2 separate regions of the Homo sapiens genome follow, and region 1 is linked to region 2. A link is a loop called in an ENCODE intact Hi-C map of the cell type or tissue named here. Cell type or tissue: heart left ventricle. All regions are shown on one strand.

Region 1 (5,000 bases), 71 kb after region 2:
TCTTGCTCTGTCACCAGGCTGAAGTGCAGTGGTGAGATCTCGATCTCAGCCCATTGCAACCTCCACCTCCCAGGTTCAAGGGATTCTGCTGCCTCAGCCTCCCGAGTAGCTGAGATTACAGGCACACGGCACCACGCCCAGCTAATTTTTGCATTTTTAGTAGAGACAGGGTTTCACCATGTCGGCCAGGATGGTCTCAATCTCTTGACCTCGTGATCTGCTTGCCTTGGCCTCCCAAAGTGCTGGGATTACAGGCGTGAGCCACCGCACCCGGCCTGTGTGTGTTTTTCGAGTGAGAGGATACACAGCCTTCATCTAGTTCTCCTAGGCATCTGCCACTCCAAAAAAATGATGAGAAGTACTGGTCATAAAAAATTCCTAAGTCATTTATTTAGCACAGAACATACAGACTAAGTGACATCACCTCCTTTTACTTATGAAAACAACCCCATGAGTTAGTATATTACTACGGTAATTTCATAGATGTGAAATCTGAGGTCAGGGAGATTCAATTACTTTTATATAACACACACAGGATTTAACCAGGGGAATCATGCTTCAAACCCAGATCTATTATACTCTTAAAAATGTGCCCTCTTTTTATATTAATATATATTTTATCAAAGCAGCATATAGACACACGGTTTTAAAAAATAAATTGTGTTTTCAAATAAAAGTTTTCTTCTGCTTTCTGCATTGTCTCTTTCTTTTGTTCGTTATTTTCTCCCTGTTTATTTGTGTCAGTTTCTCTGTTTTGTATTGGGAACTTTGCCTAATTCTGGGGATTCCTGGTGGTCCCCTTAAACATATGGTGCTAACAGCTACTTACAAGCTCTGAGTGTGATGAAGCTTTTGCTTAGTGGTTCTCACCACCGATTGACTGGGTAGCCAGTGAGCATGTTCACTGGAATCACCCCTGTGACAGTTCCTAGAGTTCTTTTTTCCTGGATCCTTTTCATTTCTCCAGAGAAGAACTTACTAACACTCTGCTTAGCATGAGTAAGGAAGCAATGAGGAGTTCCAGTGAGGGAGGAGGGGAGTGGGTAGGGCATGTAAGTGCTCTCACCTGAGAATGTAAGTGTTCTTAGCAGAACCCCAATTACCAATCCCGTGCTTCACCCATCTTCTTCAGCCACGCATTCAAGTTCTGAGCCTTTTGGGGGTTCTGTAGTATACACTGGCTCACTTTTCTTTGGTATTCTTTGCTGCAGGGTGCCGTGTTGCAGGTGTCTCCACTTTTAATAAAGATAGGAGTATTTCTCTATTCAATTACCATCTTCCAAGAATTCATTGAATGATCTCACTCATCTTACCTCTTCCATTCCCTTTGGCTCCTTAAGTCACACTTTTTCTGTTACTTCTCTATCATTTCAGATAGGATTTTTTTAAGTGCACGTGGTCTTGCTGTAATTCTAAAATGGAAGTTTCTAGGCTTGCTCTTTCCTTTATCACTATACTATCTCCCAATATCTATCACATGATAGGTGTCCAAACTCTGAGAGAGATACAACAAAAACTTACAGGGGATTCTGCTGTTAAATATTTTGTAATCTAGCACTGATGAAACTGTGCTCATGGACTGTGTACCTCCAACACAGACACACAATCACACATCCAAGAGGAGGGGTTACAGATTATGGGCTAAAAGGAGGTAACTCTCCTAACTAGAGGTATCCAGAAAAGCACACTGGAGGAGGTGGAAGGAAATGTATTTAAGACTAGGGAAACAGCGTAAGCAAAATCCTAAAGGCAGAGAAGTGTAGGGGCCAGAGAAAAAACAGAGTCCATCCGCTTGACTTGAGTAAAGGAATGCAGGAATGTATTGATACATGAATCTGGCTGGGCACCAGGTGGAGGCGAGCCTTGAAAGTTTGATTAGAAGTTTGAGTATTATTTTATCCTAAGACGATGGTTTGCCACTTACATCCTGCTAACAGATGGCATAAAGAGCGTCTGTAAGAACTGAGGTGGAGCTTCTAGAACGAGAGGATTGGAGAGCGAGGAGAGCAGATGGAAGCATCCTGGGGAAAGGGAGGAAATGCAGCTTTGGGACTGGAAGGGAAGGAAATGGTTTGGTGGAAGTGGGAGGTGGAATGAGAGAAAGATTCCAGAAAGAGACAGGAAGTACAAAAGTGGCAACAACCAAGAGTCAAAGAGGAGAAAACCAGCTGCTCCTTTCTGCCTGATGGCCGTTAGGAGATAAGAGGATACGAAATCCTGAAAGGGTCGGGAGGTCTGGCCCAACCAGTGTGTCATCTGGCCAGGGCCCAGGTACTGGCCACTCTGAGGCTTTTCCGTGAATCTTTGTGATCCTCCTTGTTTCTTTTCAACCCTCCAGTTGTCAAAGCATAGACATATGTGCAAAATTTTGAAATAAGAAAAGCAAGATCATGTTGATCTTGCAGTTCTGGCAAAATGTGAATATTGAACTGCGTGTAGACAAGAGAATTTTCTTGATCTATTCACATTCCACATTACACACACACGTATGTATATTTCTGTTTTTCCAAAATAAGGCCTTTTTGACACTAATTTGCCTAGCAAATCTTATGAACTAAATTGAAAGCCTTGCAAAGCCTATTGCCAAGCATCTCAGAATTGTAGTCTTTGCTTAACCAGTTATCCTTGTTCTCATCCTGTTTTGTTTTGGTTTGGTTTTTTAGCTTTTCCAAGTATGGTAGGAAAATTCTGAATACGTTTAAGAGCAAAAAAAGAGTAGCATCTTTTCAGATGCATCTTAGCACTTATTTCTTTCATCTTGCATAGCTCTACACTCCTTTTTAAAATCTCAACCTGTATCCAGCCCTTCTGAATTGCCTCTTATTCTGACACTGTCCTCCTGCTGTCTCTGCAATGCTGCCCCGAGTGGAGCTGCCTTCTCTGCTGATGAGAGAGACGGGTAGTGCCTTCAAGGAGATATCCATGAAGCGCAACTTGTGATCTGGATTCTTGTTTCTTGGTGATGGGGTTGTTTTTGTATTTTACCAGCACTCCTTTAAGTGTGGCAGGATGTAATGATGAATAGCAAATAAGAATTTTCTGTGCAACTGGTTTGCACTTTCTTCAGACTTCAGGTTCTCACGAGGGAATCTTCCTTTACGTTCCTGTCTCTGAATCATGATTATGATTGAGCTTCTACACCAATCAAGCCTAGTTTAGTATTTAATCAATCTCAAATTACCCGCCGAGTTGTTGCAGTTCAAATGTCAGTCTTGATGCCTCACTAAGCTCCTTCCATTTGCATTTAATATACCTTTTCAATTCTTTTTCTCCTTTATTTTCCTTTTTTTTTTGTTCTGCCCTTTCCCAAATGTTTAAGCTTGTTGAAAAGAGCAGATTTTCTCAAGCATTTGCAGTCAAATGAATAAGCTAATAAATCATAAATGGGCTTAGAAAGAGGATTTTCCCTTTTCACGGTGTACATTAGAGCTAAGGTTTAGCAGTTGTTGGAAACGCTTGTTGAAGAACTCTGTCTATCTTATAAAACCTTTTGCGGGAGGAGCCTGGCTCACCAGAGTGAGGCAGAAAGAATTTCAATGCACTAGAAAGACAATGTCTTTTGCATAACAATTTAATCCATCCATTCATTTACTGGTGAATATTCATATTCTGGAGGTAGAAATTTCAGGATTTACACATTGGTGGAAATAGGAAATGTAGATGAGCCCCAGGTAAGGTAATATTTATGTTTTTGTTTTAAATGGCCAGAATCTCTTCAACTGAATTTCATTTTTGTCCTTTTGCTTTTGTTTACACTGAAATAAATATGACTTGGAAGGTTATAGATGCTGAACTATTGGGACTAGAAGTTCTCTGAAGACTTTCATTCTGTGACAATTATGTGATTTAAAATCAACCTGTCCAATTATGATTCGAATATTGTTTTAGTCTCAGTGTTATAGCTATCTCATCTATCTAATCTATCTATCTCTGGATCTATGTATCTATCTATATCTATCATCTTTATCTCCTATCTACATATTAGATAGATTAATATTTCTCTATCTAGTCTATAATCCATTAGTAGATTAGATAGATATATATAACATTAGGGCTAAACTAAATCAATATTAGTGATATTAATTTATACATAAATAATAGAATATATAATGATAATATATAATGAATATACATGACGTATTATACATACATAGGCACATATATATAAAATTAGTTTCATAGGTGATTTATAAATAAACTATATTTTGGTGCTTTAATTGTATTAAGGCTTCCTAGAGAAAATGAAAATTGCTGTTTATTAACCATTATGGGAAAGAATTTGCCTGTGTATTGTATCTCATATATCATTTAATTCCTATGTTCAGTAACAACCTCATGAAGCAGAGAGTGAAGCCCATTGCCCAGAATTCCCAGGCCGTGCTCTGGATGTTTTTCTGTTTCACTAGAGAGGCCAAATGATGTCATTTCATGAAGTCCCACCTATTGACTGGTTTGGCTATTGGAAACATTGTAAACCTGGGCTCAGTTTAAAAAAAAAAGAGTGGCCTCACTTACATGCAATGATTGTGGTTCCCTCCATCTCCCTATATGAATAGAATTAGAGTCTAGAATTAGAAGAAAAGGAGCACTTTTCTTCTTTACCCGCATTATGTGGCCTTGCAAAGACCCACATGAATTACAGACTGGATGTGGCCAATAGATATTCAAGGTACCCTGCTTGCCTTGGGGATTCAATGCACTCAGAAAGGTTAGGGTCTTCAAGTATTCCTCATTCTCTGGGTCATTAACCTGGAAAACCCTAGCTTCTGTCTTAGAATTGCCATTTTGGCTATAATTTGTTATTTCTGGTTAATCTCTTCACTCAGTAAATGGCCTATAGATTTAGACACACTGAGGATTCATATTAGGAATAATTGGAGCTGTTTATTCCAAGTTGTTAACAGGTCTCATTATACTATGAAACAGGTCGCTTCCTTTTGCCTGTGGTGTCCTTCCCACATTATATCTGCTAGGTGAGCTACTCATCATTCAGGGTCTCT
Region 2 (5,000 bases):
AAAAGATTTATGGAGGAGACAATTTAATTTAATAGAAGGATAAGTAGCAGTTTGTAGGTAAACTAGGGCCAGAAGTACAAATGTGGCCATGCATAAGAAAGATTGCAAGTTTAGGAAGATCAAGTATAGCAAATAAATAAATGAATGAACACACAAATGAGTAAATGAATGAGTGTGTGTGAGTGTGTGTGTGTATGTGACAGAGGGAGAAAGAGACAGCACAGAAGTGCGGGTCTTACCGAGCCCTGTATGCCATGTTCCTAAGGAACTTGCACGTTTTCCTTCTGGCAGCAGGGAAACACTGAGGGGGAAAACATGGGACATGATCGCTTTCACTTATCTGAAATCCACATTCTCATTTGAATAAGGACAGACCACAAGTTAGAAGAGGACTGTGAATCTGTGGGCAGGGGGACCAGTTCGGAGACTCCTGAAATAACGGGGATGAGAATCAGGGATATGGATCAGCATTATCAAGTTTCAGATAGTTCTGAAATGAGAGTCTTTCACTATTAATGGCAAGAAATATTTCCAATTATAATTGGCAATGGTCTGCAGAAACAAATGAGAGCAAACCAGAACCTTATTCAGAGAGGGATTCCCTTCCTAAATGGATTTTTGAACTGTTTCATTTTTTTTTGTTACTATTGGCCTGCACAGGCCTGCCTAGGTGTTACTTTCATTCTTGCACTGAAATGGTCACATTAACACAAACTCAGGCAGACACTAAACTTTCAGAATGTCTTTAGTTTGAGAGTTTAAACATAAGGAACCATTAGGTTTTGCAGTGGCTGCCATACCAAAACGTAAATCATGCCAAAATTGTTTGAAATCCTGTCTTTAGAAGGTTGTGTGTTTTGACAAACCTTGCAGCAAATTTGGTCCAGCTTTCGGATTTGTAATGAAACCTGAAACCAAGCATTCTCGCCTGCCTTGGGGTCTCCTAGCGCAAGTTCCAAGCAGCCTTAGTGTAATACCTACCCTAATCTCATCCTGGGAAGCGACATTAGTGTGTTAGGCTGCGCTGCTGGAAGTTTGGGGTGGACTCAGCAAATATTTCATGCAATTATGAAGAAGGACTGATCAAGACAGCAATACACTTTTCTGTGTCTGAGTATTTTTAAGAGTGTAAATTGCAGAATTAGCAATACTCTATCCCCTGTTGGCTAGTGACTTGGAGATACCCAAGCCATGATTGGGGCAGAAAGTTAATTAATCTGCTTATTAAAAAGAAGAAATGTCTCATTTGCATGCATTTGCATTCAGGTCTTGAATTCATTATGCTTTTTGGTGGTCCTTTGCTTTATTTCCTTAATACCACTGACCTACCTAGGTGTTAGCTCAATACATTTAAATTTTGTGTGGCTGGGCTTTGTTTAAGTGTCGTATCTCTGGTTATAGTGGGTTCTAGCAGAATTTGATTATTTTATAGATTGTTTAATTCTCTATAGAGATTTTCCCCTTCCATGGGCTGTTGGGATTTCTTATGGTTATCATATACCACAGTTGGGAAAATATTTGTTTACTTGACCAATCTTGGAAAATACAGACTTTGTCTCCATAAGAGTTGGACATGTTATCTGGGGATGATCCATTCAATTATTTGCAATTTCCTTCTCAACCAAATTTTCCGTGGTCATTTTTGTGGCAGTTTTCTCCTTCTTTGCTTTTCCTGTCTTATTGGGAGGTCTGTTTGGGTTTTTTGTTTGTTTGTTTGTTTGTTTTTCCTTCCTGGGAAAAAAGACCATTGCTCTCCTTAAGTGTATTTTATACCTTCCACATTCAGAACGACTGTTTTTACCTGAAAATGCCCAGGCACCTTAAGGGCCTGAATGAAGTCTTTGGAGAAGAGGGAGGTGGCTGGGAAGAGGGGTGAGTGGGGAGAGATGGGAGTGAGATGGAGTGGAGGGCAAAGAATATAACAGCCCTTGGAACAACAGCAAGTAAAGCAAAACTACATAGGGAGATTAGTGCTGAAATAAATCTCTGCATGTGAGTGAATCACCGGTCCCAATTCGGGGCACCACAGTGCCCGTGTTTCTGTATTTTGTAGTAATCAACATTTCTGATACATTACAACAGTGTGGTTGTCAGGGGTGAGCGGCTCATGTAGCGGTTAGACCACCTCTATGCTAACAAGCTTAGCAATCAGGTTGTGAAGGGTCCTGGCTGGAGGAAAAAAATTAAAACCAAACCTTAGACCTCTTGTCAGACTGTGAGGAGAATTATATTTGTGAACTAGTCTACAATGTGGACAGGAAATGACCTCTCCACAAACTGCTTCTTTAAAAACAAGCAGTGGTGCCTAAAGCTATCCAGCTCCTCTCTCTCTCTCTCTCTCTCTCTCTCTCTCTCTCTCTCTCTCTCTCTCTCTCTCTCTCTCTCTCCCCCTCCCTCCCTCCCTCCTCCCTCCCTCCCTCCCTCCCTTCTTCCCTCCCTTCCTCCATACCAACCTCCCTCCCTCTCTGGAGCTCCTGCTCTCTCCCTCTCCCTCCTCTCCCGTGCTCCCTCCCTCCCTCCCTCTTTCCCTCCCTCCTCTCCTCTCCCTCTCCTCTCCTGCTATAGAGGGCTCCGACAGCAGTTCCCAGCCAGCGTGTTCAGCCTGCCTGCCTGCCTGCCTCTGTGTGTGTGTGAGCGTGTGTGCGTGCGTCTACTTTGTACTGGGAAGAACACAGCCCATGTGCTCTGCATGGACGTTACTGATACTCTGTTTAGCTTGATTTTCGAAAAGCAGGCAAGATGTCCAGCACACCACATGACCCCTTCTATTCTTCTCCTTTCGGCCCATTTTATAGGAGGCATACACCATACATGGTACAGCCAGAGTACCGAATCTATGAGATGAACAAGAGACTGCAGTCTCGCACAGAGGTAAGTACTTCAACCTTGGGGATGTGTTTGTGTATTTTTGTTAAGCTATGCATGAGCTTTTCCTAGGGTTTCTGGCTGAATTCTATGGGAAGTGTCCCACTTGATACTACCACGTACGTGGAAATGAGCGCCAGGATGAATCCACGAGTTTGGACGCTGGGTTTCCAGGCACAGCAACTCTTGTAGCAGAGGACAGTTTCTGCCGGAATCTTGAGACAACCCAGCACTTGATTCACATGCCGGGTTTCCAGAAATGTTGCTCTTCCAGAACTCTGGTGTTTTACAGGCTCTGAGTCAGTCCTGTTGGTGTTTCTTGAGATATAATTCCAAGGAATTTTGTGATTGTTTGCATCTGGCTATATATATATATACATATGTGTATATATATATATATATATATATATATACATATGTGTATATATATATATATATATATATATATATATATATATATATATTTTCTTTTTTACAAATCCTAGAGGAAGTCTGCTTTGACCTGTATTTACTTTTCAGAGTCACCAAAATCGAGGTAAAAAGGGGCAGAAGAGTAAACCTGCCTACTTCTCAGAACTAGCCCTGGAGGGACACATGTTTGTATATTTCAGTGTTAAAATCAGAAACCAGTTGCTTGGGGCAAGGGGACTCTAGACTTTCTCCTATTGCTGTCGGCCGTGCCCCCCTATCACTCTACCTTAGGACAGGAGCTGGTTCAGCTTTCAAGTCAGCTCTAGTTTTTGCATATTTGAGATCTTGTGCCTGAGAGAGGGAGACTCAGCCTCCTAGGCAGCCAGCAACTCTGGGAGCAGAGAGAACAGGACTTTCAGAACTTTTTAAATGCAAAACTCCAGACTCGCCTCCTGCAATTTAAATATTTTATGTCAGTTGACTTTTTCTCTGTGCTAGCTCAGCTGGCAGGTCTTGCTGCTGGATTGTCCATCTGCCTGTAAGTTGGGGCTTTGTGTGGAAGTGTTCGGAAAAGGAGTTTGTTATAGGTGCACCAAAGTCACTTTAGGAAGTGGAAATTGCTAGGAATTTAGTCTTCTCTGCAGAGTATAAATACCACAAGATTTATGCCAAAGAGCTTTTAGGGAATAGCTCTGGTGGAATTTTAGATTGAAGATTGACTTTTAACTCTAGGAAGGGACTCCATTAAGTTTGTGCTATGGGATAAAACACAGTTGGCTTGAATTGTCAACAGAGCCATAGAGAATTCATGACGTTTCGTGTATTTAATACAGCTAACAAGATGTGACCTGCTTTCTGATTGGCTAACTGCTGGACAAGGACTTATATGTATTTTAAAAGCTGGGTTGTCTTTAATGACTGCTGTTTTCTTTATATGTTAATACACCATAGACGCTAAATATGACTGCTGGTACTCTTGCTCTTTCTAGAAGCCAGTAGCTTCTATAGAAGTGCAAACTATGTTTTGCTTAGGATAGTGAACTGTTGGCAGTGACTGATATTTGTGCTTGCTGTTTTGTGTATGTTGCTTTGTGTGTGTAACAGTTTGTATATTTCCTTCAGATCTTTGCAACTGTGTGTTGGAATCTTAAATCTCTGCATAAACCATTGGTTGACACAGGCTGCTTTCATAATTAGGAGGATAGAAAATGTCTTATAGTTCAGGCACACATTAATTGCAATACAAATTTGGAAAAAATAGTCTTTTAAAAGTATGATTAGTTATAAAAAAAGAGGCCAGGGACCATTATGGCTCAATTCTTGAACAGCAACAATATTTAAAAATGACCTGTCCACCTTACATTTTAGAAAGTTTTTGAGGAATTGCAGAGATTCTTCTCCATCCTCCTGCAGTTAGGAACACAGGCAGCTTTCTCTGATATCTGCCTGCCCTCCTGCCCATTACTGAGCACTTGGCCAGGTCTGAGCTAGGAGACTTATCTGCAAGATTTCCCTACTCTTGCCCTCATTAAAAAAAACTGCAGGATTCAATATGGTCCCAGGTTTGTTTCCCATTTGAGACAAGACATTTGAAAAGACCTCCTTTCGCAGTATGCTTTGCAAAGATGGTACATTATTTTTTGTGAGAGCTAAACTCAGGAATTCCTAACTTTTGGATTATGGGGTATTACTTTTAAAGATTTAGCTCTGAGTAGAAAAAGACT

What was found. Hi-C counts contacts between places; a loop is a spot of excess contacts. Peaks named below come from ENCODE experiments on the same cell type or tissue, not always from the same donor. Only the 100,000 strongest peaks of a DNase experiment are listed, where the experiment ranks them.
Region 1: it touches region 2 in a loop (2.8-fold over the local background); 4 of 110 quality-filtered maps call a loop at or near these places.

Annotation. Positions count from the first base shown.
Region 1 is chr4:16,825,101-16,830,100 of GRCh38, reverse strand. The region is part of intron 1 of LDB2 (LIM domain binding 2); the gene reads left to right. Among named protein-coding and RNA genes, the nearest start is that of LDB2, 71 kb to the left of the region's middle. In heart left ventricle, no CTCF peak of the experiment used is centred here; no DNase peak of the experiment used is centred here; H3K27ac peaks cover 2,661 bases.
Region 2 is chr4:16,896,225-16,901,224 of GRCh38, reverse strand. It overlaps LDB2 (LIM domain binding 2), which reads left to right and starts at 2,580. Exons shown (of 8, transcript NM_001290.5): 1 at 2,580-2,871. The coding sequence starts at 2,740. In heart left ventricle, no CTCF peak of the experiment used is centred here; a DNase peak (open chromatin) is centred at 2,604; H3K4me3 peaks cover 2,954 bases; H3K27ac peaks cover 3,169 bases.